7 separate regions of the Homo sapiens genome follow, and regions 1, 2, 3, 5, 6 and 7 are each linked to region 4. A link is a loop called in an ENCODE intact Hi-C map of the cell type or tissue named here. Cell type or tissue: GM12878. All regions are shown on one strand. Region 1 overlaps HEG1 (heart development protein with EGF like domains 1). Region 2 overlaps ITGB5 (integrin subunit beta 5). Region 3 holds the start of MIR5092 (microRNA 5092). Region 4 overlaps SLC12A8 (solute carrier family 12 member 8). Region 5 overlaps MUC13 (mucin 13, cell surface associated). Region 6 overlaps SLC12A8 (solute carrier family 12 member 8). Region 7 overlaps HEG1 (heart development protein with EGF like domains 1).

Evidence for each region. Hi-C counts contacts between places; a loop is a spot of excess contacts. Peaks named below come from ENCODE experiments on the same cell type or tissue, not always from the same donor. Only the 100,000 strongest peaks of a DNase experiment are listed, where the experiment ranks them.
Region 1: it touches region 4 in a loop (2.5-fold over the local background); 6 of 110 quality-filtered maps call a loop at or near these places.
Region 2: it touches region 4 in a loop (7-fold over the local background); 2 of 110 quality-filtered maps call a loop at or near these places.
Region 3: it touches region 4 in a loop (7-fold over the local background); 2 of 110 quality-filtered maps call a loop at or near these places.
Region 5: a loop joins it to region 4, with 7 times the contacts of the local background. A loop is called at or near these places in 14 of 110 quality-filtered maps.
Region 6: a loop joins it to region 4, with 5 times the contacts of the local background. A loop is called at or near these places in 2 of 110 quality-filtered maps.
Region 7: it touches region 4 in a loop (7-fold over the local background); 12 of 110 quality-filtered maps call a loop at or near these places.

Annotation. Positions count from the first base shown.
Region 1 is chr3:125,049,041-125,053,040 of GRCh38, forward strand. All of the region lies in intron 1 of HEG1 (heart development protein with EGF like domains 1), which reads right to left. Among named protein-coding and RNA genes, the nearest start is that of HEG1, 5.0 kb to the right of the region's middle. RefSeq lists an enhancer at 2,798-2,927 and a silencer at 3,068-3,117. In GM12878, a CTCF peak has its summit at 1,968 (motif pointing left); a DNase peak (open chromatin) is centred at 3,181; H3K4me3 peaks cover 2,102 bases; H3K27ac peaks cover 1,889 bases.
Region 2 is chr3:124,759,323-124,763,322 of GRCh38, forward strand. ITGB5 (integrin subunit beta 5) reads right to left here. Exons shown (of 15, transcript NM_002213.5): 15 at 2,626-4,000. Among named protein-coding and RNA genes, the nearest start is that of MIR544B, 29 kb to the left of the region's middle. RefSeq lists enhancers at 244-833, 834-1,423, 1,960-2,254. In GM12878, a CTCF peak has its summit at 2,113 (motif pointing right); a DNase peak (open chromatin) is centred at 2,149.
Region 3 is chr3:125,148,767-125,152,766 of GRCh38, forward strand. The region is part of intron 5 of SLC12A8 (solute carrier family 12 member 8); the gene reads right to left. MIR5092 (microRNA 5092) reads right to left here and starts at 2,786; the gene lies at 2,699-2,786. RefSeq lists enhancers at 75-164, 275-464, 485-554. In GM12878, a CTCF peak has its summit at 1,944 (motif pointing right); a DNase peak (open chromatin) is centred at 1,938; H3K27ac peaks cover 860 bases.
Region 4 is chr3:125,200,518-125,204,517 of GRCh38, forward strand. The region is part of intron 2 of SLC12A8 (solute carrier family 12 member 8); the gene reads right to left. Among named protein-coding and RNA genes, the nearest start is that of SLC12A8, 10 kb to the right of the region's middle. RefSeq lists an enhancer at 578-657. In GM12878, a CTCF peak has its summit at 1,889; a DNase peak (open chromatin) is centred at 434; H3K4me3 peaks cover 894 bases; H3K27ac peaks cover 1,338 bases.
Region 5 is chr3:124,926,419-124,930,418 of GRCh38, forward strand. MUC13 (mucin 13, cell surface associated) reads right to left here. Exons shown (of 12, transcript NM_033049.4): 2 at 1,114-1,575. Among named protein-coding and RNA genes, the nearest start is that of MUC13, 6.3 kb to the right of the region's middle. In GM12878, a CTCF peak has its summit at 2,387 (motif pointing right); DNase peaks (open chromatin) are centred at 1,509 and 2,396.
Region 6 is chr3:125,106,531-125,110,530 of GRCh38, forward strand. SLC12A8 (solute carrier family 12 member 8) reads right to left here. Exons shown (of 14, transcript NM_024628.6): 9 at 3,659-3,805; 10 at 951-1,596. Among named protein-coding and RNA genes, the nearest start is that of MIR5092, 43 kb to the right of the region's middle. RefSeq lists enhancers at 882-1,382, 1,383-1,883, 1,658-1,707, 1,718-1,787, 2,368-2,447 and 1 more. In GM12878, no CTCF peak of the experiment used is centred here; DNase peaks (open chromatin) are centred at 1,741, 1,989 and 2,378; H3K4me3 peaks cover 4,000 bases; H3K27ac peaks cover 4,000 bases.
Region 7 is chr3:124,993,902-124,997,901 of GRCh38, forward strand. HEG1 (heart development protein with EGF like domains 1) reads right to left here. Exons shown (of 17, transcript NM_020733.2): 12 at 3,788-3,922. Among named protein-coding and RNA genes, the nearest start is that of HEG1, 60 kb to the right of the region's middle. RefSeq lists a silencer at 1,504-1,798. In GM12878, a CTCF peak has its summit at 1,702 (motif pointing right); a DNase peak (open chromatin) is centred at 1,740; H3K27ac peaks cover 399 bases.

The sequences.
Region 1 (4,000 bases), 150 kb before region 4:
TTATTTCACCATCAAACTTTGCCACAGACAGGCCTTCCATGCCTATCATACGGTAGGCAGGCTTCTTCCTGCACTTTTAGGAGTCCCACTAAACAGTTCAGAATGGAGGCCAGAGGCCTTTCCCCAGACCTCATTCTCCCCAGTCTCCCTCTGCCTTTTAACTTGGATAGTTTCCAGATGAGAGGACAAATCAAGACAGAAAGCAGAAATATGTTAACTTACATGGACCTTCACAGACCTCCACATATGATGCATAAACCATGCTATATTCAGATTATCTGCCAATCCACAGCCAACCTGCAAGCCACCCCCACCTCTCATTGCGCCCTCATGCCGGGCTGGCATCCCTTCCTCCCCACCATCCATACTGGATGTTCTCCACCTGACTGGAGCTGATTTCCTCTTCCTCCGTGGCTTTAACTACTGCCCCTCAGGGCTGAATCTGGCCCCGGCCTCCCTCTAGTTCAGTTCCACATTCTCAACCATCCACAGAATACTTCCAAGGGGACATGCAGTCTTTACACTGAACGGCTGAAACTGAAGGAGCCCCTTTAAAAGCAAAGAGCTCCTCTCCATTCTGTCCCATCATCCCCGTGGCCAGGCAGTCTACTACTCCAGCCTTACTCTTTTAAGTGGCCCTTGCATCTCTCCCTTTCAATTTCCACTACCTCCACTCTAACCCATGCTCTGTCCTCAGTCTTTCCTCCCAACACATCAATACGATGCCCACCAGCATTCCAGTGTCTCTTAAACAACTACGGGGCTGTAGTGAGGGCAGATATGTATGTGGTTCATCTATGAGGCCCCAGCTCCAAGCAGAAATGAACAAGCTAATTATGCTTTCCCTGTTCAGAAGCCATCAGGGGCTCCTTGGTGTGGATGGGATGAAAACAAACACCTTAACAGGCCTCTAAAGCCCTCCACAATCAGGTCTAATCCTCCTTTCCAGTCTTGTCTTCAATGACTAGTTGATTTGGGAGCCTAACTGGCCTCTTCAAGTCCTTTTCTCCAGCCTTACTGACTGTTGATCACCTCCCTTTTGAAAAGTCTTGGGCTTTTCAATATTTGGGATTTTGTGGATGCCATTCATCCACCAACTCTCTTTTTTTTTTTTTTTTTTTGAGATGAAGTCTCACTTTGTTGCCCAAGCTAGAGTGTAGTGGTGTACTCTCGGCTAACTGCAACCTCCGGCTCCCAGGTTCAAGCGATTCTCATGCCTCAGCCTCCTGAGTAGCTGGGATTACAGGCACATGCCACCATGCCCAGCTAATTTTTGTATTTTGAGTAGAGACAGGGTTTCACCATGTTGGCCAGGCTGGTCTGGAACTCCTGACCTCAAGTGATCCACCCGACTTGGCCTCCCAAAGTGCTGAGATTACAGGCGTGAGCCATCATGCCCAGCCCATCCTCCACCTCCCTGTCTATCCACATCCCAGTCAACTTTCAAAGTTAAATCAACTCCCCCCTTTCCCACTGAAGTCTCCCTGGACTATCCAGCCCCCAGTGGTCTCCACGTCTGCATGCAGCAGCCCATTTCCACCCTCACCATTCCTTTGGTCAGTATGATCTCCTGTGGCATTTCTTCAGTTGTGAATCACTCATGCATCGTTATTTCGCTTTTTACAATCTTGATGTGTGTGCTCCAACAAGACTGAATGTTCCCTGGGGGCATCACAGACAGGCACTGCAACCTCATCACCTCACACGGCTCTTCCACATAGCAAGGCTTCTGTAAATATATCTTGATTTACAAATCAGTCCAATGTGACACAAATAGAGGCATCTGCCACACTCCAACAAAAGAAGAGTGAAAAAACAGGATAGAAATGTCTTTGTTTCTGTCTATGCCTGATGAATGGTGAGTGGGTAGAAGAGAGCATAGATGTTCAAATGAAAGCAATTTGACAGCATCTGCATGGAGTACCATTTAACCTCGCCTCCTACTGGGCAGGTATTCATAACAACTGCCTCACAATGTCAGCCACTGCTCCACGTTCCCAGGAGAGGGCCCATTAAGAAAGTCACCAATTCATTTCAGCTTGGCTTATAATTAATGCAGCAACCTCTGGCATCAATAACCTATGGATTGGCATATGAGTAGGGCATAATTTACAATCTCTATATAAAATGTCATTTTAAAGACTTGTGGTCTTGTCTCAGGTAATTTCAAACAAAATTTTTAAAAAATTTTTACTCAATAGGTGTCCTCATTGCCACTGCCATCTCCTCATATTTTCCCCACGCCAATGCTGGCCCCTAATCTCTACAAAAAAGCAAGAGCAAGGAATGGAGGGAGGGAGGAAGACGAATGATGAGCAGGAGAGGATCTTAGAGATCTAGGACAACTGGTACCCCATTTTACAGATGAGAAAACTGAGACCTCCTGATATTGTGGGACAAGCACATGGATTTGGTCAAAATCTATTAAAATCCTGCCGCCTCCATTTACCGTGTGATCTAACCTCTCCAGGCTACTGTTTCCAGAACTGTAAAAGGCAAATAACATCCCTCACGGGCTTGTTTTGAGGATTAAATGGATAAGGAGTGTGAAGGCGCCGACCACACATACGTGTTCAAAGGCCAGGGAGTCAAAAGTCAGACCCCAAAACTAGTTTCCTTCCTTGTTGCCTCCCCAGGATTCTTGGAAGAGAATATTTACTGCAGCTGAAACCTCCCATTCATACAAAAAGGACGCTGGAGACAGAGGGAAGCCACTGAAGAAGGCAGTAAGTGGCTAACAAAACCACAACTGCCATCTGTTCTTTGCTTTCTTTCTGAGTGTCTCTGGACAAGGACAAGTTAAATTCAGGAACACTGTTTTCAGCCAGCTGGGCGGGGCTGCTGGAAGGCAGGAGGGATCACCAGGAGGGCAGAGGCTCCTTCCCCAGCCTCCAGGACAAGGATGCAGAAACTGCCCAGCTGGGCAGCAAATACCTTTCAGTCTCCCTCAGTCCACACCATTCGGGTCTCTGGCAAAACATAACAGTTCAGCATGTGCACACAGGCTGAGGAAAGCAATAAAAGGGTTCTTGCAAGGTAAAAAGGATGTGGCTTTTAAACACTCATGCACCACGGAGAGTCCCTTGCCCCCTCCCGCCTCCCCCCCTTCTATTTGGGACACCCTCCATCAAAGCAAACAGGCTTCTCAGGAATCCCCACTACCACCACCCCCAAGCCTCCGCCAGGAGTGAGGTAGCCGCCTTCTGGAGGGAAGCCACTCTCCCCTCCCTGAGGGGCTGTCTCTTGCCCGCTGCACCTTGTAATGGTTCTCCCAGCAGCCAAGCTAAATGACGAAGTTGGCCCACAAAGTTAGAGCAATTCAGGCGACAGCTATTTAACAGCTCAGACGGGGCTCAGCTCAAAGCGCTTCCTTTCCTCCAGGGAGCTGCATTTTTCTAAGATTATTGTTTCTCGGGCTGGCTGCTCAGCTACTCAGCGTCATTTCCCCTTTGGGTGGGAAAGTTCTTTCCTTCTGCATTGATTTTCATTATGATTTAAGCCTTCTCTCCCTCTCATCTGCAGATCTCACAATTAAAGCATAGCATATGGATCACAAAATTAAGGCATATAAACTTTGCATTCAGCTTAGAACTGTGGCTCGGAAGTCCTGAGTGGTAGAAAAACACACGCAGAAAAAGAAAACCTCTAGGTCTCAGCATCTTGTCACCACTGGCTGAAACACCAGCAATAAACATCAGCTGAACAGCCAGCAGGGTGACGGGTGGGTGCAAAAGCTTAACAATGGCTATATAAACAGGGAGCTGCTCTCCAGGGACTTACAGTCTAATACAGGCAAACAATCCACATAATGGAATGCAAACGCGGTTACTCAGCAGTGAGAAGTTGAACTCTGCCAGGAAGAGAAGAGCTGGAAATGGCCCACAGGGAAGAAAAGGACATCTGTGGCCCTTGCTGCTGACATCAGTGTATTTGGAAGTCCCAGGGGCCAGGCCCTGACTACCAGCATCCCCATGGCACGAAAGGCCTGCAGGAAGCTTCT
Region 2 (4,000 bases), 440 kb before region 4:
GGTCAGGAACTCCTACTGTAGCAGGTCAGTGAGGTGGCTGCCCCTGATGGGTTGCCCCTTGCTGTTTAGAGCTTGCCTTTTTCCACCAAGAATTCGAGGCATCTTAAAGTGAAGACGTTATGCAGCTGGGTATCTATCAGAAGGATCAGGACGTGTGGAGGGGGAAGGTAGGAAGAGGATGGGGGTTGTTAATGGAGGGGGCAGTGGGGTTGGGTTGAGAGGAAAAGGGGTGGCACTAAGAACCCGAGCCTCTTTTTCTCTTGTCCCCATGTTATGAACAGTCTCTGGTCCACTAAATGCATTCAGTTCCCAGCTTCCTAACCATCAAGATACCAAACCTATTATACAGGCCCCATTGTATGACAGAAGGAAGCATCAGTCATGGGGAGAGATGGACTTCCTGACATTCACATCCAAGAGAAAGAAATTGGATATGAAGGCCTTCTCACTGACACATCACCCAACCCGTCTTGGAGGTGGCTCTCGCAGATGGGGGGCTGGCCAGGCAGCGACTGTCTTTCCCTCCTTCCCATGGGTCCCTCCCAAAGCAGCAACTGAGCAGGCAGGGCCTCTGGGGGCTGAGAAGAACTGTTCCTCAGGCGCAGCCCCCTCACAGCTGTCTCTCCTATTCTTCTCCCTCCAGCTCTTATGTTTGCACCCCTGGAGGGTCTGAAGGCCTGAGTAGGAGCTGGGTCCTGACTATGAAGTCTGGAGCCCCAGAGCTGGGGGAGAACAGGATGCCGGGTGGGAGAGACCTAACTAGGCCTTCTCAGCTGGGGGACCTCCAGAGGAGCCCCAACGCTGAGTCGCAGCCAGGACCTCGGAGCCCCAACGCTGAGTCGCAGCCAGGCCACAGCTGTCTGAGTGCTCACAGCCTCCATGCAGGCAGTGACCCAGCTCCAGGCATGTTCACATGCCATGCCCTGTCTGCATTTCCAGTGCCCACTGGACAAACCCCCAGCTTCCTCAGGCACCTCACACCCCACAGGCGCAACACCTCTTCCGGAGCCTCATCCCAGCACTGTCACTGTCACTGCCTTTGCGTCTTTTACTTCTCCCCGCCTCCTCTCTGCCAGTCTCAAAGCTTGTTACTAGCTGTATTAGTCTGCTCAGGCTGCCGTAACAAAATATCACAGACTGGGTGGTTTCAACAACTAACTTTCTCATAGTTTTGGAGGCTGTGGAAGTTGATCAAGTGTCAGCAAAAATGGTTTCCCCTAAGGCCTCTCCTGTTGGCTTGCAGGCAGCCACCTTCTCACTGTGTCTTCACACAGCTTTTCCTCTCTGCAGCCCTGGGGTCTCTACCTGGTCTTATAAAGACACCAGCTGCATTGAGTTAGGGTGCCACCCTATGACCTCATTTAATCGCAATTCATTCTTTAAAGGCTCCATCATCTCCAAATGCTATCACTTTGGGGCTTTAGGGCTTACAACAAATGCATTTTTGCAGGGACACAATCCATTCCATAACAGCTGAGTATACAAGGATGTCCTCAGAAGCAAGTAGGAACCATGGTATTGGATGTCCTCCAGGGAGAGGGAGGAGCTAAAGGGCATACTCCAGCAGAGAAGGACCTTCTGTCCTCCCTGCCCGTTTTTCCCCATCTGTTTGCTCTTACCTGAAATTCATCCCAAGAGTTTCATGATAATCACCTCAAGCTTTGATCCTAATTAAACAAATTTAAAAATCACATTTCTTCCCTGGAAGAGGTAGCGATTGGTTAGTTTAATAAAGTACTAGTCAATCAAGCTGAATGAGAATTCCCTGGTTTTTTTTTTTTCTTTTTTGTAGAGCCAGGGTCTCATTGTGTTGCCCAGGCTGGTCTCGAACTCCTGGGCTTTGGCAATCCTCCCACCTTGGTCTCCCAAAGTGTTGAGATTACAGGCGTGAGACACCATGCTCGGCCAAAGGCCCATTTTGATAAAAATATCTTAAAATTACAAAATGACCCATCTGGGGGTGGGTTGTGAAATGAAGCGTTTGGAATAGATTATCTTTGTGGTCACTTGCAGCTCGCTGGATAACCTTTAAAATTATACATTGGGTCGGAATCTCGGGAGTCAGATCTCCAAACAGCTCATGCCAAGAGCTTCCAGCAGGGGGCAGCAAGGCACCGTGAGCACTGGTTCCGTAACATCCCTCGGCGTCAGACGAAAACACCCTCACTTTCCACGTCAAGTGGAACTAGAACAAATCCTCCTTTGCTATCTGTGGCTCAAGAATGTTGTGCCCAGGCCAGGCGCGGTGGCTGACGTATGTAATCCTAACACTTTGGGAGGCCAAGGTGGGAGGATCGCTTGAGCTTGGGAGTTGTAGACCAACCAGCCTGGGCAACATAGTGAGACCTTGTCTCTGCAAAAAATAAAGTATTATCTGGGTGTGATGGTGCACACCTGTAGTCCCAGCTACTTAGGAGGCTGAGTTGGGAGGATCACGGGAGACCAGGAGATTGAGGCTGCAGAGAACTGAGATTGCACCTCTGCACTCCAGCCTGAGTGACCCAGTGAGATCCTCTCTTAAAAAAAAAAAAAAAGAATGTCGTGCCCTTAGAGAAAATGAGATTCTGAGCCAGTTAATGATTTGTCTCCAGGAAACCCAAAATTAAACATGAGAGAAACCCAAAGTTTCTTCCAAAATTACATTTATTTTTCTCAATTCAGAAAAGTCTCAACACCACAATTTATCTGTTTAATGTTTTCATTTACATTTGGCTTTATCCCAAAAAGGGTTTAACAGTGTCACCAAGTTACCAGGTCTCTGTTTCATCATATTTACACAAGATGAAGGAAACTCAATCTGTTCGTATTTGCCCCAGGTAATAGGTTCTATGTAGTGACAGGCATTTCACTATTTGACTTAGTGTTTGCCAAAATGAAGTAAGGGGAATTGGGTCCAGAGCTGAGGACAGATCCATTTGGAATGAAAGCATAATAACCTTGAAGTTATTCCAGTGACAAAAAATGATCAGTGAAAGATTTTCTAAGAGCAAGCAGGAATGAGGAGGCTGGCCCTCTGGCCAGCATGAGATGGGGTCTTAGGAACAGTTTGTCATTCAGTAACCTCCTAACAAACACTCGGGCAAGCCACTTCCCCTCTCTGAGAATCAGTTTCCTCTTCTGTACATAAGGGGAGAGGGTCAGTCAACCATCTTAGATATGGGAACTTAAGGGGACTTCATGGCCCTGCGGGAAAAAAGCTCAAATGTGTTTTTTTGCATTGGGCCTGCATGGGACGTAAGTGTTTCGGGAGTGAGGGGAGGCCTTGGAAGGGAACTGCTATTGCTAATGATGATTAAGAGATGACTTCGTGTGGGAACCACCACTCAACCCTTGCTTGTCTGTACAATCTATTTCCAGCCTCAGCCCCTCAGAACAAGGGGTGGTTTTTATGGTGTCTAGCCTGGAACTCTCTGTCAGTAAAAGCTGGAAGGGGCCAAAGGTATCTGCTCAGTGTTCCCCCTTGCACAGCCCTCACTGCCCCGAGCACCTCATGCTTACTTGACAAGCTGCAGTCTGGAGTATCAGACCAGCCTGTGTCCCATCCCTGAGGAAGTACACGGCCGCTTCAATCCCCACTGGGGGCACCATTTTAAGTCCGCTCAGAAAGAAAGAAACACACAGAGAGTATCAGACAAACACAAATTCTTTTGGTTTTAATCTTTACTTCCAATCCCAAACAATCTTGTTTCTTTTCATTATAAAAGTACTAAACAAACACGGACAGGAGAGGAAACTGACATTTGCAAACGATGTACCTTCAACAGGCATCTCAACAGCCCCATCACCAACACCTGTGTGCAAGGCATAGCCATCACGCAGAAAAGTCTCAGGACTCAGAACTACACCATAAATGCAGGATCTTTTTATTTCATATAAAAATGATCAATGTGAAAAAAGCCAAACTGTATGCTGGTTTTACAGACTCCGACCCTTCCTGACAGTCTTCTTGTCTGGCCAGGCTGGGGGCCCAGCATTCCTGGAAGGGAGAGACAGCCCAGCA
Region 3 (4,000 bases), 52 kb before region 4:
GTGAGTGACTTGAGGGCACATATCCCACTTTGTGCTTTATACAGACCCACCATCCTGCCTCCTACCCCAGGAGGTACCCCCAAAATGGTGAAGCCAGAAGTGCCTTCAGGGACGCTTCTACAGTCACATGGAGAGTAATCTGCAAATTCCCCACAGCCAGGGGACACCTGCCACGTGCAGTGAGAGGAACACAAACCAGCAGCGGGGGGGCACAGGCAGGATGTGTCGGCCCACCCCTCAGCGGTCACCCATCGCTTCCTCGGAACTCCCAGCTGCTCAGGGCTGAGGCGGGCGAGGCTCAGAAGTGTGGAAGGGCCCTCCCCAGCTGGTGACTGCATGTGGCAGGCATCCATACCCGGAACGCCCAGCCAGGGAGTCGGGCCAGCCCATCCCTCCTGCTCACAGAGTCACAGAGTGGGAGCAGACTCGGGGGTCGAAGCTGGGCAGCGCTCGCTCGCACTTCCTTCTGCAAACTTGACCAGGTCCCACGGCCTCTTCAGCCCATGGCTCCTTTCTCTGATCCCCAAGCCAAAGCCAGCAAATGAGAATAATCCAGTAGAGACAGCTGGGTTTTGGGATCAGGGTAGGGGCTCAGAGCCAGGGGTCTGGGATTCTGGTCAGTCAGTTTTTCTTCATCAGAATCAATCTCAGAACAAGAGGGAGGCCTAAGGCATGCCTGCTGCTGGCCAGGGGTGATGGGGACCACTGCCCACAGAAAGCCTTCTAACAAGGGCTGGATCCAAACAATCAAGGAACAAGGATGCCTAAAGCATTAGTTTCTCATCTAGCCAGAGAAATATTAAATGTGCAACTCACATAATTTTACAAACAAGAACCACCAACATAAAATAAGTGGAATATTGAAAATATTCAACAGGTAGAACAAGTCAAAGAACATGCTTTGCTTCCTATTCAGGCCAGGAAGGGAGAGAAAGAGAAGAAATGGAAGGTGAGGAGGGATGGGGAGATGGCAAAGTGGGGGCAGAGGGGAAAAAGAGAGACAAAAGGATTGGGGAGAAAAAACAGAGAGAGAAAAGCATAAAGGAAGAAAGGATGAGGCACAAAGAAAAGAGGAGGGAGAGCAGGTGGATTTTGGGGAATGCTGGACAATTGGTCAGGCTTGGTCTGCAGAGGCTCAGAAATCCTTACCTGGACATGAGCCTTTGTTTATAATTCTTCACTGTTCTAACCCTGAAAAGTACCTCTGTTCTAATCCTTAATCTTTCCCCCTTCAGGTCAAGAATGCCTTTGAGAATCTGGCAGTAGTTCTGAACCCTGTCCTAGAAAAATACACTTATTTACATACAATTTTGCATGCAACTTCAGGGGCTCAAGGACTCTATGTTAAAAATACTTATTCTAGAAGCTCCACTCTGATTGGGAGACCCATAATGGCCAAAGCAAAAACACCTCAATTGCCAGATGAAACTAAAATGAGGGTGGGATGTGTTGTATTCAAGTCTTCACATTGAGCTTTAATCATACCATTGGCTTCAGTGACAGAATTTAGGGCCTAAGCACCTTCTCCTGGTTACTACCCCAACAGTCATATTGGAAGCAAGGCTGGTTACTCCAAGGGGTCCATTGTGTACATGGATGGTTATTTCGCAGTAAGGGGCCTGTCAAAGACAGGTAACAATGTGTGAGTCAAATTAACCCTTTACAGATCAATAGGATTAGTAAATCCCATATACGTAGTAGTTTCCAAATCTGAATGTACATAAGAATTTCCAGTATGCTTACCTAAAATGTAGATTACTAGTCCAAAATTTGAGAGTATGGATCAGACTGTTTTTCTAATGAGTTTCTAGATAATTCCGATACAGGAAATCTCCAAACCAAACGCTGAGACACACTGTTCTCAGAGAACATTGCAAGCCTGAGAGGCTGAGCTTCTGGTCCCACAGGTCAGCTGATTATCTACTCCTTGCAGTGCGATTCTTGTACACTAGGGGGTAGGACTGAGCACATATACAAGGGCACCGCAAGACGAGGTTTGGACTACTGCATCAAAAAGGCTACCTTTACAGGGGAAAATAGAATGAGCAATGCAGAACATGAAAGGTAGAGTGCCAGGAGAAACCTTCCAAGGGCCTCGAAGACAGTAGTTCCCAGAGCTGACTTAAAAATCATGATAAAAAACTACCTGGAGCACTTCTTACAATCCAGATTCCCGGGCCTCAGGCTATTAGGAAACGCGCTCACACACACACACCAAGTTTCCTCAGGGATTCTGATACACACGCAAGTATCACAACTTGTTTGTTTATGGCACTTCAAGCCCAAGGGTATTTTGATCACTATACCAGACCATTATCATAAAGACGCTTCGAAAAACTAAAGTGCCCTTATAATTCTAAAGCAAAAAACAGTGAACATTACCAGGGTTTTCTTCTTCTTTTCTCTTCCTCTTCCTCCCCCTCTTTCTTTTTCATTGAGGAGGCTAATTGGAGAAGGTGGGCCACGCTGGAATGCCCTGAATGGGTTCCAGATGGTGAAGTCATTGGCCTCTTGGCCCAACTGTTCCTCCCTTTTCCCTGGAGTGCTGTACAAATATTATCATTTTCTGGCTGTGCAGTGACATAAAAATGGTTGAGAGGCTCTAGGTCAGGTGTAAAAGAAACTCATGGAAAGGGAAGAACAGCTCGGTCCAAAAGAAATTGTGGAGATACTTTCCGATTCTCTGCAAGGTGGAGAATCCCAAATCAGATGCCAAGCTCAGCGTGGATTGGTTTGGGCTCATCATGTTGTCCAGTCCCCACTGGCTTTGGCATCTGATCTGGGATTGTGAGGGGGTGCGGTAGGTCTCAAGAGAAATGCTGAAGGGGCAGCCCTGCTTCCGGCTGCTTAGCAGAGTGGTGGCGACAGGGAAACCCAGGCACAGATTGCAGATCCTCCGCCCAGGGAGGATGACCACGATAACAAGACTGTCTTACGTTTATTTAGAATCTTCCTTTGCCAAGGCAATCGTATTTATAGTAGTTGCTCATTTTGAGTATAACTTTTTAAAAACATTTTGATTTTCTGAAATTTGGATGTCTTACAAGCAACATGAGGACTTAATGTAAGGCTTTTTTCCACCTGAAAATTTGGTGTGAATTAAAATTGATGGTGACTTGGAATTGAGGAAATACGTTTTATTACATCATTTAATCTCTAAATAATCTGTGAGGCAGATATTATTATTCTCTATTTTCTAGAGGAGGAAACTGACGCTTAGGTGATTTCCCCAAGGTCAAGGATTGAGAAAGTGGCAGAGCCAGGACTAAAATCCAGGTTCCAGTATTTCTTCCCTGATAATGTCTGAGCAGATTTGTTCATACACTAGGAATTTGGGATTGCAGAGTAATTGCTCCAGAACTGCTCCAAAAACTGGCTGCCACCCACAGTTACTGGGGCAGAGAAAGCAAGAAGTGACTTTCCTTTTGCTTCAAGTAGAAATTTGAGGGAAAAGAAATAGAAATGTATATAGGTTTGTATGGTGGCTGTTTGTTTGCTTTAGGCCATAACAGAAGTCCCTTGATTACTTCAGGAGCTTCAGAATGTACCATGCTCATTCCTCATACCACGATCACCTCTGGTACGTGTGAGTTTAAAATGGTGCTCATTCGGTCATTACAGATTTACTGTTTGAATTTGTTATTTTATTTACTTTAGAATGCTTTTCATTTTTAGCAATCAGGATTCTAGAGTGTCATATCTTTAAAAGTCTAGCATTTTTATTTCTGCCAGTTCAAGAGGATGCAGGAAGAAGTTTAACAGAAGAAACCGTCTTCAAAATAATAAAACCCCAAAATTATTCTCTACAATATCCAGTAAGTGCTGATTTTCTAGAAAACAGTTGGCAGGGGGAGAGAGAGAAGGAACCACCCCTCCCCCCAAACTCAAAGAAAAAATAACTACTTTGGACATATTATTTCTAATCCTTTAAAAAACACTCTTCCAGGAGGGTATTTCTTTCCATTAGACAGATGGACAAACTCAAAGGGTTTCGGTGACT
Region 4 (4,000 bases):
AATATTTTAAAAACAGAATGGGTTTTTTGGCTGACCTGGCATTAGGGATACCATTTATGGCTATATGTCATTTTATTCAGTGGATGAATTCACCAAAAGATTCCTGTGATTTCAATCACATTTTAAAATGTATTGAATACATGGAATACTTAAAGATGGTGAATCCTTTTGTAAAATCAATGTCTACCTCAAAATTCTTTGTGTATCTCTAAGTTTTTAAATTTGTTTTTGCTTTGTGTTATTCTTTACTAATAACTACCTAAAATTAAAAAGGAAAGTGACTCAAAAGGAGTCATGGCTTTCGGTTTTAAGTTGAATTCTATGAACACGGAGACTCATGGTAGAGCAGGAACGCAACTATTTTTGGCTTAGTGAGGGTTGCTCAGCCACCATTGCCTCAAGTTAATCAGTAAGCTCCTAAAGCCTGTAACCAGGGACAGTGACCATGGATGTGATTTACCGGATATCTGCAAACTGGGAAAAGAACATGCTAGAATTTTTACACAGGTGAGTGGTTTTTACCACACTACCCTTTTTTCTTTCTTTCTGACTGTTCGTGTGGGGAAGAAGACATTCACACAACAAATCAAAAACAAACAGGCTGGACACGGTGGCTCACATTTGTAATCCCAGTGCTTTCAGAGGCTGAGGCGGGAAGATCACTTGAGGCCAGGCAAGGAGTTCATCACCAGCCTGGGAAACATAGTGAGACCCCATCTCTACAAAAAATTTAAAAATTTGCCAGACATGGTGGCATGTGCTGTGGTCCTAGCTACTTGGGAGGCTGAGGTGGGAGGATCCCTTGAGTCCCAGGAGTTTAAGGCTGCAGTGAGCTATGATCACATCACTGCACTCCAACCTGGGCAACAGAGTGAGACCCTGTCTCTAAAAACAAAAAACAAAAGGAATGTAAATAGGACCTTTCTCCCAAGCAGTGGTAAATGTTAAAGCATTATTGTATTAGAAATGCATCAAAGCCGGGTGAGGTGGCTGATACCTGTAATCCCAGTACTTTGGGAGGCCCATGGGAGGATTGCTTGAGCCCAAGAGTTCAAGACCAGCCTGGGCAAAATGGCAAAACCCTGCCTCTACAAAATATTTTTAAAATAACCAGGCATGGTGGCATGCACCTGTGGTCCCAGCTACTCAGGCCCAGGAGGTTGAGGCTGCAGTAAGCCATGATTGAAAAAAAAAAAAAAAAAAAAGAAGCATCAAAGCTTAAATAGGTACTACCTCTAAAGACTTTTCACGTCAAGCGCACCCACCCTTTGATTAAGGTGTTAAAATTCAGAAAGAAAAAATTTAGGAATTAGATTAAATTATACTTGATAATTATTGAAGAGCAAAAAGAGATACTGAATTGAATTATACTGAAGTATGTGTATTTCTTTTTAATTTAATTTTTTTTGAGATGGAGTCTCACTCTGTCACCCAGGCTGGAGTGCAGGGGTTTGATCTCAGCTCACTGCAACCTCCGCCTCCTGGGTTCAAGTGATTCTCCCACCTCAGCCTCCTGAGTAGCTGGGATTACAGGCACCTGCCTCCACACCCAGCTAAACTTTTTTGTATTTTTGTAGAGACGGTGTTTCACCATGGTGGCCAGGCTAGTCTCGAACTCCTGACTTGAGGTGATCTGCTCACCTCGGCCTCCCAAAGTGCTGGGATTACTGGCATGAGCCACCTCGCCCAGCCGTATGTGTATTTCTCTTAATCCTACTACAATTAATTGATAATGTTCTAGGAATATAGAACTATCTAATGTTTTAACTGTTATTCTGAAGAGATGTGTTTTGGCCAGAGAAAGTATAAAATGAATGAAAAGGTAAGCTAAAACTCAGTTACTCTCCCCTACAGGAAGCCAGGGTGTTCAATCAGGCCAGGCGGCCAGAGTAAAAGCACCACCTAATGGCACCTTATTCAAATTACAAGAATAGTACTTCAGAGGCATTACCATAGCATCTAGGCTTTCCTTGCAAACCCCAGACGATTAAATGATGGCAAATGCAGTATTTTGTCTATATCTGACCATGGATGAAATTTACCTTAAGGCAGTAAGAAGGTTTGAAGTTACCTAGTCCCTCTATTCATAGCTAGGCGGAATGTATTAACCATGTTTTTTTTTTTTTTTTTTTTAAATCTGTATCTAATGATGTTATGACAACTTAAAAATCTTGCTGACCAAGGACATGAAAAACCTCTACAATGAGAACTACGAAACACTGATGAAATAAATTAAAGAGGACACAAACAAATGGAAAGACATCCCATGCTTAGAATTATTAATGAGAAGCCGGGCACGGTGGCTCAGGCCTGTAATCCCAGTACTTTGGGAGGCCAAGGCGGGCGGATCACCTGAGGTCAGGAGTTTGAGACCAGCCTGCCCAACATGGTGAAACCCCGTCTCTACTAAAAACACAAAAATTAGCCAAGCGTGGTGGCAGGCACCTATAATCCCAGCTACTTGGGAGGCTGAGGCAGGAGAATCGCTTGAACCCAGGAGGTGAAGGTTGCAGTGAGCTGAGATCGCATCATTGCACTCTAGCCTGGGGGACAAGAGCGAGACTTCATCTCAAAAAAAAAAAAAAAAAAAAAGAATTATTAGTGAGAAGAATTACTATTGTTAAAATGGCCATACTATGCAAAGCAATCTACAGAGTCAATACAATCCCTATTGAAATACCAATGACATTGTTCACATAAATAGAAAAAAAAAACCCTAAAATTTGTATGAAACAACAACAAAAAATAAGCCAGAATAGCCAAAGCAATCCTGAGCAAAAAGAACAAAGCTGAAAGCATCACACTACCCAACTTCAAAATATACTACAAAGCCATGGTAGCCAAAACAGCATGATATTGGTATAGAAACAGACACATAAACCAAAGGAACAGAATAGAGAATCTGGAAATAAATCCACATATTTACAGCCAACTGATTTTCAACAAAGGTGCCAAGGACATATATTGGGGAAAGGACACCCTCTTCAATAAATGGTACTAGGAAAACTGTATATCCACATGCAGAAGAATGAAACTAGACCCCCATCTCTCAACCTATACAAAAAGCAACACAAAATGGATTAAAGACATAAATGTAACACCCAAACTATAAACCTGCTAGAAGAAAACATAGGGGGCATGCTTTGGGACATTGGTTTGGGAAAAGGTTTTATGGCTAAGATTTCAAAAGCACAGGCAACAGAAACAAAAATAGACAAATGGGGTCATATTGATCTAAAAAGTTTCTGCACTGCAAAGGAAACAGTAGAGTGAAAAGACAACCTGTAGAATGGGATAAAATATTTGCAAGATATTCATGCAACAAGGGACTAATATCCAGAACATACAAGGAACTCAAACAACTCAACAGCATAAAATGACTAATCCCATTAAAAAGTGGGCAAAACATCTAAATAGACATTCCTCAAAAGAAGACACACAGATGGCCAACAGGCACATGAAAAAATGCTCAACAGCACTAATTATCAGGGAAATGCAAATCAAAACCACAATGAGATACCACCTCACACCTGTTAGAATGACTATTATCCAAAAAATGTAAAATAACAAGTGTTTGTGGGGCTTTGGAGAAAAGGGAACCCTTGTGCACTGTTGGTGAAAATGTGAATTATTACAGGCATTATAGAAAACAATATGGAAGCTCATTAAAAATTAAAAATAGAACTACCATATGATCCAGCAATCCCACTGTGGGTACTTATCCAAAGGAAAGGAAATGAGTATATCAAAGGGATGCCTGCACACCCATGTTTATTGCAGCCCTATTCGCAATAGCAAAAGGAGTCAACCTAAGTGTCCATCAACAGATGAATGAATAAAGAAAATGTGGTAAATGTATACAATGGAAAACTATTTAGCCATAAAAATGAATGAAATCCTGTCATGTGCAGCAACGTGGATGGAACTGGAGGTCATTAGGTTAAGTGAAATTAACCAGGAACAGAAAGACAGATATCACATGTTCTTATCCATATGTGGG
Region 5 (4,000 bases), 270 kb before region 4:
CTGATCCCAGGACAGCTGTGTCCCATTGGATCCCGCCTTCAGAGTGGCCCCTCCAAACATGAAAGATTGGGGAAAGAGGTCTTAGATACAGCCTCTGGGGTCTACTTGCTTAACCATCTATTTCTTAAATCTATCAAAGAACATTGAGGAAGCTACCAGAAGTTAAGGGTAGGGAGACATCCACTTGATCTTTGACCCTGGGTGAGTCATGGCCCTCACTGGGTCCCAGATTTCCCATCTGAGAATGATAGGATTTATCTAGATTCTTTAGGCTCTAAAGTGTGACGATTCTTCTAGATCAAGGGCTGGCAAACTATGGTTCACGAGTCATATCTGACCAACCTTTTGTTTGTTAACTGTGGCTGCTTTCATGTTAAAATAGTAGAGTGCAGGAGTTACAACAGAGACCCCACATGGCCCACAAGGCCATTTAGCCTTTACTGATAAACGTAGTTGATTTCTGTTATAGGCTGAGCTTGGGGAAGTGAAGCAAATGGTTCCTGTTTCATTAACTTCTGCTTGAGGTCACTTGTCATCTCTTAGTGTTCCCAAAGCATCTGTCCTTTGGACAATGGCCCTGGTTATGCCTAGGATTGTTTGAACACTGCTGTTGTTTTGCTTTCTACCCCTCAGTCTCAAATTCTATGACTTGGCTCAAGTTCCACATTGTGATCAGCCACCATCTTACAAGGGTAGAACTGACTTCTTCCTTAGGTAGACCAGAGAGCTAGACCAGTGGTGCTGGACAGTCTGTGCTTATTTGGACCTGGTCTTCTCAGAGCAGCTGAAACTATTTCTAAAAATCCCCTAGGGAGAGGAAAGCTATAGAGCTACCTTTCACAAAGCCCAAGTTCATTAAAAAAAATACTGCACAGCTAGCAAATAACTTGAGGTAGGATGGGAGGGAAGGAAAGGAGAACAGAAGGAAACTGAGGATTTTAGGGCCTCTGCTGTCACTACATTGTGACACAGATTTCAAGCCCACAGTTCATTTCCAAAGAAACCTTGGGCCTCTTTAGACCCATTTTCCTACCCCACCAGAACATACCCACCTCCCTCCCTCCACAATTGTACTCTCCATCCTTGGGGAGTCTTTGAGGGAATTGTCCTTACCTGTGCTGTTTAGGGTGCTGGTCTCCAATAAAGCGGTGCCAGTGGGAGGCCCTGATGATTGATTGTCTTCTGTGGTGGGGGACATTTCATTGTTACTTTGTGTTTCAGAAGGAACCATTGTGATTAATCCATCATTTGGAGATGAAGCGGTGATTATGTCAGAGGTAGCTAATGAATTTACATTTGTGGTTGACTCACTGTCTGCAGCAGTAGGTATAGGAATTGTGGAGGAACTATGTGTACTAATTATGGGGGGAGCAGGTGTAGGAATTGTGGAGGAACTATGTGTACTAATTATGGGGGGAGCAGGTGAAGTAGCTGTTGGGAAAGAAGGTGTATTTGCTGTGGTGCTAGCAGTTTCAGGGAAATTAGTTTCAGTGGTATCAGCTGCAGCTACTGTAGGACCACTAGTCGCAGTTTCTGTGGTTGTTACAGCATCAGCTGAGTTGCCTTGGTTGGTGGCTGGAGGAACAAAGATACCAAGTTTGAGGAGACAGTACATTGAATAACTAATGGCAGTTACTTAATACTAAATCATATCCAACTCATTCTTTTTTTTTTTTTTTTAGAGGTAGGGTTTCCCCAAGTTGCCTAGATTGGTCATAAACCCCTGGGCTCAAGCAGTCCACCCTCCTTGGCCTCCCAAAGTGCTGAGATTATAGGTATGAAGTGCCATGCCCAGCCTCAACTCATTCTTTTCTGGAAAAATGAAAATATATGACTACATTAAAAATTAAAATACATGGTTATTTCTAAACACAAAAAACCCACAATAAATAACATTAAAAATTAAACAGACAAAACTGGAAAAAATGTTATTGAAAAATGTGACAAATAAAGAGTTAATGTTTATTTATTTATTTTAGGAATAAGGTCTTGCTCTGCCACCCAGGCTGGAGTGCAGTAGTGTGATCATAGTTCACTGCAGCCTTGAGCTCCTAGGCTCAAGCAATCCTCCCACCTCAGCCTCCCAAATAGCTAGGACTACAGTTGTAACACCTCCATGGCTGGCTAATTTTTTTGTGTGTTTTAGAGATGAGGGTCTCACTATGCTGGCTAGGCTGGTCTCTTAACTCCTGGCCTCAAATGATCCTCCTGCCTCAGCCTCCCAAAGTGCTGGGATTGCAGATGTGACCCACCAGTCCCGCAGAAGAGTTAATGTTTTTTAAGTTGAATACTAAGAAGTAATATTATTTATGCCTGTAGTCACGTAACTGTAGATCAGGGTTTAATATACTTCAGACCATTCTCAGTGAGGACAATTGAGAATGCCACAAGGTGGCGCAGTGACTACCCAGAAATGGACTACTTTTGTCTTTCTGCACTTTAAGGCAACTGTCCCATTTTTTCATTACCTTGATAGATTGAGGGAGGGAAAGGTTAGGGTTGGGTAATTTAAAGAATAATAAAATAAAAATACCTCATTAAGTGCTTATTATACTTCTTCCAAAATTTTATTCTAGTAGTGTTTTCCCATTCACAATTCTAGATACATTGACTAAGAGTAAGATGAATAAGTGATCTTTGCCCTCTGAGCTATGATGGATATCAAAGTCGCATTTTCACAACTTTTAGGAACCCCTGGACACATGGAGTAGTAAACTCTAGGGATCCAGTGATCCATTTTCTTCCCCCACTCTTTTATTTTATTTTTTTTTTTTAGAGACATGGTCTTGTTCTGTCACACATGCTGGAGTGCAGTGGTGCCATAATAGCTCACTGCAGCGCTGAAACTCCTGGGCTCAAGTGATCCTCCCACCTTGGCCGCCCAAGTGTTAGGATAACAGGTGTAAGCCACCTTGCCTGGCCCAGTGATAAGTTTTCTAGAACTTTTCCTTGTCTCTAAGAACTCTGACCTTGACAATAGGTTAAAAAAATTATTGAAAGAAAAAGGTTTAGTGAGGAAGCAATTTCTAAACCTTAGGGTGCAGAGAACTGCAGAATATGCTTCCTGATTCCCCGATGGGTCTATGAGCCCCTTGAGGGCAGAGCCTGATTCTTCACCTTGAAGAGGGCTTGGCTAACATAGCCATTCAGAAGTGTTGAAGAGATCAGCAATTGCTCTTCCTAGGTAAGAAATACATCAGCAACTGGCAATGTTGACTGCCAGTCTTCCTATTCCTGCCACTCAGGATAGTTCTCATCTATCAAGCACTGGCCCTGTGCCCGACTGTACCTGTGAAGTAGACATAAGTGCCCACATTTGACAGAAGAGCCCACCAATACTCAGAAGGGTTAAGGAATTTGCCCAGAGGCAAAGCCAGGTCTGTGAGATGACAATGTCCTAACTATCACTTGATTAAAGTTATGGGGAAGGCCATCCATTTAATGAAAAAGCCAAGACCCCCGAGGAACAAACACAAGAAAAGCAAATAGAGAAAATTGGGGATCAGAATGAAAGCGGTGGAAATAGAAGTGACCTCCACGGTGCCCTCTATCATCGGAGTAGCAGTGAGAGTGGCCAGGGGCTGGCTCTCGCTGTGGAAAACTCTGGACAGAAGAAAAGGACTTGGCAGACTGTGGGTGCAAACAACCCCAACCCCACCAGACCCTGAATTTCATGCTTTGGGAATATTCATTCTCGGCCGATGCCAAAGAACCAACATGTTTCTGTAGATGTGCATAAAACAAATTGGGACTTCTTGAGAGGTTTTTGCAGGTCTTTGGAATTATGACAAGGAGTTTTGGACTTGGTGGCTTGTTTATTTTGGTTTTAAATTTCTGTTCACTAGGGAGAATACATTTCAGAATGCTCAATTAGTTTTAATAAATGAGACACATTCCAAGCTGACAGCAATTCATTGCTGTGAATAGCTACGATTTTTTTTTAAACTAAAATACACTTGTGTGTGTCTATGTGTATATATGTGTTTTATCTGAGGGTTGT
Region 6 (4,000 bases), 94 kb before region 4:
GTAGCTGGGATTACAGGCAGCAGCCACCATGCCTGGCTAATTATTTGTATTTTTAGTAGAGACAAGGTTTCACCATGTTGGTCAGGCTGGGATTATAGACGTGAGCCACCGCGCCCGGCCAAAACACTATTTTTCAGACACCTCCTTCTATGTCCCTCATCTCCTCCTCTTTGCCCACACCTGTCTGTATATAGCTCCAGGGAGAGCATAATGTAGAGGAAAGTACATGGGCCTCAAATACAGACAATACAATGCAGGGTGATGTCCAGCTGTGCAAAGAATCAGGTCAGAGTCTTCTCTGTGACCTCATGTGGACACAAGGTCTTACTTGTAAAAGGGAAAATGCTAATATATGTTATATTACACGAAGTAATAGATGTAAAGCACCTAGAATATGGTAGGTCCTTGAAAATACGAGTTCTCATTTTCAGAATTTCTCATGCTCTATAAGCCTCTCTGTGAGTGTCTCTGTGTATCTCTGTGTTTATAGATTTGAGAAAACAAAGCTTGAGCCACCTTCTGTCCATCCCCTCTTGCCTGGTTTGGGAGGTTCATCTTCCACAAAGAAAACATATTGCATCCTTAACAGGTAGTTTATCACAACACATTTCCACTTCTCTTGTAAGGAGAGATTGATTTTACTCACATTGAGGCTTTATACTTCTGTTCATTTTTGAGTGAAAAGAGATTGATACCCAATTACTAGCTGTGGCTCTCAGGTCTAACATACAGGAGTAGATAGAAATTTCTGTTTAAAATTAACTATCTATAACAGAGTATAATTACAAATAATTCAGCTGATACCTGAATATAATGTTTTAAAACAAATATTGCACAAAATTAACAAGGATTTTAAACCCAGTTATAACTGGTTCACAATAACTGGGTAGGTAGGATAATCAGTGGTCATCCCCAAATAAGAGGCCCCAGTGTGATACCAGAGCACTCACCTTCTCCACTGGACTCTGATTGGTTGCACAGCTCAGGAACAAGTTGCTCTCCATATGTTCCCTCAGGCTGAGTCCCTTCGCTCTTGGAAGTCTGCTTGTTCCAGCAGGACTCCTGCCCCTCCCAGGAGGCAGCGGGCAACCTGTCAGAGATCTCGACAGGGAAAGAAGGAGGGGATTTGAGGTCCAAGAGGAAGCTATCTTGTAGGGTCTGCTTGGTGGCCTTCTTGCTTTTCCTCTTCTGACTTTCTGGGGTCCTGTTACCCTCTCCTTGCCTGGGCTGGCTACTCTCAAGCTTCCTGGTTAGCTGGAGGAGCTGATCCATGTCCTTGGTGAATTCCAGTAGCGTGCCCTCCAAGACTCTTTGGGCAGGTCCCTCAGAGCCGTAACTGGGAGCTTTCTCTAAGAGCAGGTGCTCAGAGCAGTGGAGGCCTTCTGCGCCCTCCCTGAGCACCGGCTCAGGCACCGGGGTCAGGCTGCAGGAACACATGGACAGGGAGAAGTAAGAGTAGTCCACTGCAACGTATGTCAGCATGAAGTTGATGGTGACGATGGGGGCCAGAACGTTCACTTGACCCACAAAAACAAAGGCCATGGTCACCAAGCTGGTCAGGCAGATGGCAGCCACGGGTGTTTTGTTTGGCCCCTTCTGCAGGAACAAAAATAACATGCAGGACCATAAAATTTCAGATAGAACGCTTCAGAGATTTCAGAAGTTACAGGCTAGAAACACAACTCATAATGACTCAGCCACTTCTCCCCATGTGATTATTCATCTATAAACTTGAGATAATAATATCCTACTCATGGGATTAGTTCATGCATGCGAAATGCTTCACACAGACTGACATGCAGTAAGCTCCACAGATATTAGTTGCATTAGCAACTTTTTTTTTTTTTTCTTTTTTTGAGACCGGGTCTGGCTCTGTTGCCCAGGCTGGACTGCAGTGATGTGATCTCAGCTCATTGCAACCTCCGCCTCTTGGGCTTAAGCCATCCTCCCACCTCAGCATCCTGAATAGCTGGGACTACAGGTGCACACCACCATGCATGGCTAATTTTTGTATTTCTTGTAGAGACGTGGTTTTGCTATGTTGCCCAGGCCAGTCACAAACTCCTGGCCTCAAGCAATCTGCCCACCTTGGCCTACCAGAGTGTTAGGATTACAGGCATGAGCCACTGTGCCCAGCCATAGGAATAACTATGAACATGGGGCATTATTATAGAACTTTGACTTCCCAAATATTTCCTCCTTTTGTCTTTCATTGGGTTTTAATACCAGCATAGAAAATCAAAGAAATGCAAAGTTGATTCTTCCCAGGGAGAGGCAGATTGCGGAAGACACAGCAGAATCACTGGTGGCTGGAGGAGGGGAATTCTGACACTAATTCTGACACTGAGTATCCGCAAATACTCACACACACACATTACACACACCTGTTATTAATGGAGGTGGGTATGGTGACCTTCAGGTGGACAGGAGTGGAAAAAAGGTGCTAGCTGCCTCTCCTGGGAGCTCTTCATCACAGTCACTGACATAGTTCTTGGGCCAAAAGCAACAGTCACTTCTCAGTCCCTGTCTTCTTTAACCCAGCTGGCTACTCAGTCCTCTTCGAAACACTTTCTTCACCTTACTTCTCCTGATTGGCCTCCCTCTTCACTGGCTGCTCCTTCTTGGTTTCTGTGGCTGGCTTTTCACGTCTCTGAACTCCACATTTAAAGCAGCCCCAGGCTCCATCCTCAGATCTCTATCTGTACTCCCTCCCTTGGTGAGCTCAACTAGGCTCACGGCTTTGAATACCGGCATTATACTGACAACTTCCAAATTTGAATCTCCAGCCTAAAACATTCCCCTGAAACCCAGGTTTACATATCCAACTGCCTACTCAACATTTCCAGTGAACGTCTAATAGGATCTCAAACGGACTATGTCCAAAACCAAACTGCATTTTTGGAGGAAGATAAAGGAAGAAATCAAGGATAAGTTGCAACGATGTGTTCCCTAAACCAGAGAGAGGCTGAAAATTGGAAGCGGCTGGGGAGGCCCTCTGGGGTACCCCAACAAGACAAAAATGAACTCTAGCTTGCAAACCATATTAGTGGGAAATGGGATTCTCTGTTTATGTCTCTTTGGTCCTCCCCTGGACTTTAGGAATGTCTATTTTAATCATTCCAGCCATGTCTCAACTGAGCTGCCCTTTATGTATCAGTTAAGGTTTGGTTCATGATGGTTAACAGGAAGTGTAGACGCCAGAGGTGTAGGAAATCATCAAACAGCAACCCCCAAGGGGCGGTTGAAACTCAAGGGCAGAGTTAGAGCTGCAAGGACCAGCTCGCCTCCTGACCAAAACACGCTTTCTTCTATGCTAAACCTGGAGGATCCTGAATTCATTTTCATTAAAGGATGGGGCACTGCATTTTCATGCTGCTCAGGGTCCAAGATGGTACTAGGACTGGTTAGCTAACCCAGTCCTAAAAGTGCTAAGGGGCTGGGTGGCTGGGACATTTAAGATGCTTCATCTACTTAGCCCTAACCTAAGCCAGCCAGAGGACAGGGCTGAAAGAAATGACCTCTGCATTATTTTCTGTGTCACCCCAAAGAAATTGACCAGAGGCTCTGATCAGAAAAGCTTAACCAATTGATGGGCCAACAGTGAGGTTAGCAGCAAAACATGTTTCAAAAAACAAACCAAAAAAAGAGGATTACTCACCCCTTGTCCCAGACAGGCAAGTGCAGGGATCACTTTCTCCTGGGCAATGCACTGCAGGATGCGGGGAGCTCCATAAAGTCCTCCCATGCAGGAAGCCAGGGACGAGATGTATAAGCCCAAAAGGAACAGGAAGCCCATGAGGGATACCTGTGTGAGAAGCGGTTTCATTCGCCAGTGCCAGAACCTGCTCCTGTGCCTTTCTACCCCCCCAGCACCCACCCACCTGCACCCCATGCAATCATCCACTGAGTCGTCTAGATCTGATCCCTGGGATACAGTTTCCACATCCCCAGCCTCGCCCCCATTCATTCCATGGTTTCAGCTGAATCCACCACCACATTT
Region 7 (4,000 bases), 210 kb before region 4:
CTCATTCCGTTACGCATCAGTGGTTGAGTGCTACTGTGCCGTGGCGCTGTTCTGGGGAAACCTTGTCAGTGAGGTGCTCCTGTGCTCCTTAGGACCCAGCTTCTCATCTCACTCACCCTAGAGCAGCAGTCCCCACGTTTTTGGCACCAGTGACTGGTTTCATGGAAGACATTTTTTCCATGGACCAGCAAGGGGGTGGTCTTGGGAAGATGGTCTCGGAATGAAGCTGTTCCACCTCAGATCATCAGGCATTAGATTCTCCTAAGGACCACGTAACCTAGATCCCTCACATGTGCAGTTCACAACAGGGTCCACACTCCTATGAGAATCTAATGCTGCCGCTGATGTGACAGGAGGCGGAACTCAGCTGTGCAGCCCAGTTCCTAACTGCACCTCCTGCTGTGCAGCCCGGTTCCTAACAGACCACAAACTGGTAGGGTTGGGGACCCCTGCCCCAGAGGTATTCTGACCACAGAGCACTGAAGATGAAATGAATTTGGCAACAGCTAGTATATATTCCCAAACTGGGCTTCCCCTATTGCCATAAGACACAAGTGAATTCAAGTCTTCTGGACTTAAAAATAGAAATAAGTAGATGGTGGCATCTTTTTTTTTTTTTTTGGAGACGGAGTCTTGCTCTGTCACCCAGGCTGGAGTGCAGTGGCGGGATCTCAGCTCACTGCAACCTCCGCCTCCTGGGTTCAAGCGATTCTTCTGCCTCAGCCTCCTGAGTAGCTGGGACTACAGGCATGCACCACCACGCCCAGCTAATTTTTGTATTTTTAGTACAGACAGGGTTTCACCATATTGGCCAGGCTGGCCTCGAACTCCTGACCTCATGATCCTCCCGCCTCAGCCTCCCAAAGTGCTGGGATTATAGGCGTGAGCCACTGTGCCCAGCTGACAGTGGCATCTTAAAAACTCTTTTGTTCCCTTGCAGGAAATTATATCTAGCCATGTCAATCTTTTCCCATCTTATTTGCTGCCTTATCATCCACTCGTTCATTCAACAGACATTTGCTGAACCCTGCACTGCTCAGGACATGGTTCTAGCACTCAAGGGAATGGCAGTCGGATTAAAGAAAGAGACATGCAAACAGGTTGTGAGAATTCATTGCCAGGTGTGGTGGCTCATGCCTGTAATCCTAGCACTTTGGGAGGCCGAAGTGGGTGGATTGCTTGAGCCTAGGTGTTTGAGACCAGACTCGGCAACATGGCAAAAGCCCATCTCTACAAAGAATACAAAAATTAGCTGGACATAGTGGCAAGGACCTGTAGTCCCAGCTACTTGGGAGGCTGAGGTGGGAGGATCACTTGAGCCCAGGAGGTCAAGGCTGCAGTGAGACTTGATTGCGCCACTGCACTCCAGCCTGAGTGACAGAGCAAGGCTTTGTCTCTAAAAAGAAAAAAAAAAAAGAATTAATCATGATGCCTGCATGATGGAAGGAAGCTAAGAAACCTATGAGAGGGATATCTACTTTGATTTTATGTGTAGCTTTGAAAGTCTGGCAAAGACATTTTCTGTGAGACACCAAGCACGTTGTGTGTGCATGTGTGTGTGTGCACGCACACGCTGCAGAGAACATAGAGACTTGCTAATGTATAGCTTGAACTGCAGTGATTTAGAAAACACACACTCCTCTATCCTCTATTTATATTGAGCCTTGATTTGAGGTGTCAGTGCTCCAGCACTGATGGCCAGAAGATGTCACTGCTAACCCATCAGAACCCAGCCTAAAGGGCTGTGGCCCAAGAAGCCCGGAATCCACTCCTCAGAGGCCTGATGGTGCAAATACTGCTGAGAAAGGGCTTCACGGGGTCTCAGCAACAAGCCCAAAAGTGAATCAAGGTTTCCTTATGCTGCTTCTTGGGTCCTCACTTGGTCAACATAAGGTTGCTGGTGCCTGTGTCAGCACACTCGGTAAATCTTTCACAGCTATTGTTAATGCTAGCCTGTAACTGAAACAATTACAAAATTGCTGACTTGGAAACAGAGGAAGTGGCGCAGGCCAGCCAGAAGCAAAGGTGATAGGGCCATTGTTGAGACACTGTTCACAGGGAACACCACAGCACCATGCCCATACCTCTGCCCACCTTGTGTCATCCCCTGTCAGCAGCACAGCGCCCCAACACACATGGATGTTAGCCCAGTCCCCTTCCCATGTGAAGATGGGCTCAACTCCTCATTTGTTTTCTTTTTTTTTTTTGAGACAGATGTTGCCCAGGCTGCAGTGGTGCAATGGTGTGATTTCGGCTCACTGCAACCTCCACTCCCCGGGTTCAAGCGATTCTCCTGCCTCAGCTTCCCGAGTAGCTGGGATTACAGGCATGCGTCATCACACCCAGCTAATTTTGTATTTTTAGTAGAGACGGGGTTTCTCTGTGTTGGTCAGGCTGGTCTCCAACTCCCGATCTCAGGTGATCTGCCCGCCTCGGCCTCCCAAAGTGCTGAAATTATAGGCGTGAGTCACCACGCCCGGCTCAACTCCCCATTTCTAAGAGGTGCAAGGAACACTTTGCATTAAAGCAGATAAGATGGCATGAGGAAGCATCATCTCTTTGTAGCAATGTGGCAGTCTGGCACGGCACTGAGACATGCTGTGTCCTAGTCACACATCAGGACCTAGGCCCAACACAGAGAGTTGGCCCTCCCCTTCAAAACCCATCACAGGTCCCACCTGGAGAGCTGATGATGCGCACTTGAGAAGAACTTTGTATCCAAACCTAACAAAGTCAGAGGGTCTGAAGCTCAGGATAAGAGTGCTGCCCTGAAATATATTTTTATCTGTGATGAACAAGTCCTCTCATGGGAAGTCCTGATGGAGAAAAGTGGCATGTCGCCTCGCCCCAGTATGTGATTTTTATTCAGATTCCAGTAACATCCATTGACATCTGTCACCAGCAAGGTGTTGACTGAGTAGGAAAACTGGCCATCCATGATGGCCTTTATATCGTTAGTTTTTCTGGTGATTGCAAGTTGCAGCAGCCTTTTATAAGTCAGGGTGCGTGGTGCTCTTGGACCTGAATTAATTTTATTTTAAAGCAGTATTCTTGGACTACATTCTTTGAGCAGTTTTTCCCTGAAACTAAATGAATTTAAGCCTCACCTTAAAGGTTAGTAGAATTAGATTTCTGCTCTCAAGCACTTCATGAGACCTTTAAAACCAGAACTCATTAATTCAACAACAACCTGGACCAAATACAAGAGCAGATGCTGACAGCTTACAAAGGGCCTCTATATCCACTGCCTTCCTTAACTCTTAGAATAAATATCCAATAGAGGATCACCATACCCATTTCTCAGGAGAGGAAACCGAGGCTCAGAGAAACAAAGTGACTTGCCCAAGGTGATACATGATCAGTGAGGCAGAGTCGGGCTCTGACTCTGGCCTCAGCTGCCTCTGAAAGATATAAGCCTGACCCCACGCTTGTACTTCCACTTTAAAAGATTAGCAGACAACAGATAAAGCTTTGGGAATTAAAACAATAATTTTTCTAACTTCCTTTAAATGGAAAAAAAAAGAAAAGGCACTGCTACCACAGGCATTCCATTCTGTCTTCCTTTGAATTTAATTGGCCAGACCAGCATGCACCAGTCAAAGATAATGCTATTATTCCAAGGAGATAATGTATTCAATCCTGCCACGAGCAAAATAACAAGAACCAGTTACCCTCAGTTTAGAATGGTCACGCCTAAGCAAAGACAGAGAGAGAGCAAGAAAGAGAAACAGAGCACCAGGCAGAGTCCCAGGACTGGGCACAGAACCCCAGGCGAAGCTGTGGCTACCTCGGCAGGAGTGGTCCATCTTGTTGAACTGAAAGTATCCCGACTTGCACTGGCACAGGGCAACGCCGTCCAGGTCAGTGCAGATGGAGGTGTCTTTGTCACATTCGGGACTCTTCCGCTTGCACAAGCTGCCCGCTGGAATGGAAAAACAAGACAGTGAAACAAAACAAAACCTTCTCCACTTCAAACCTTAAAATCTCCTCCACTTCAAAG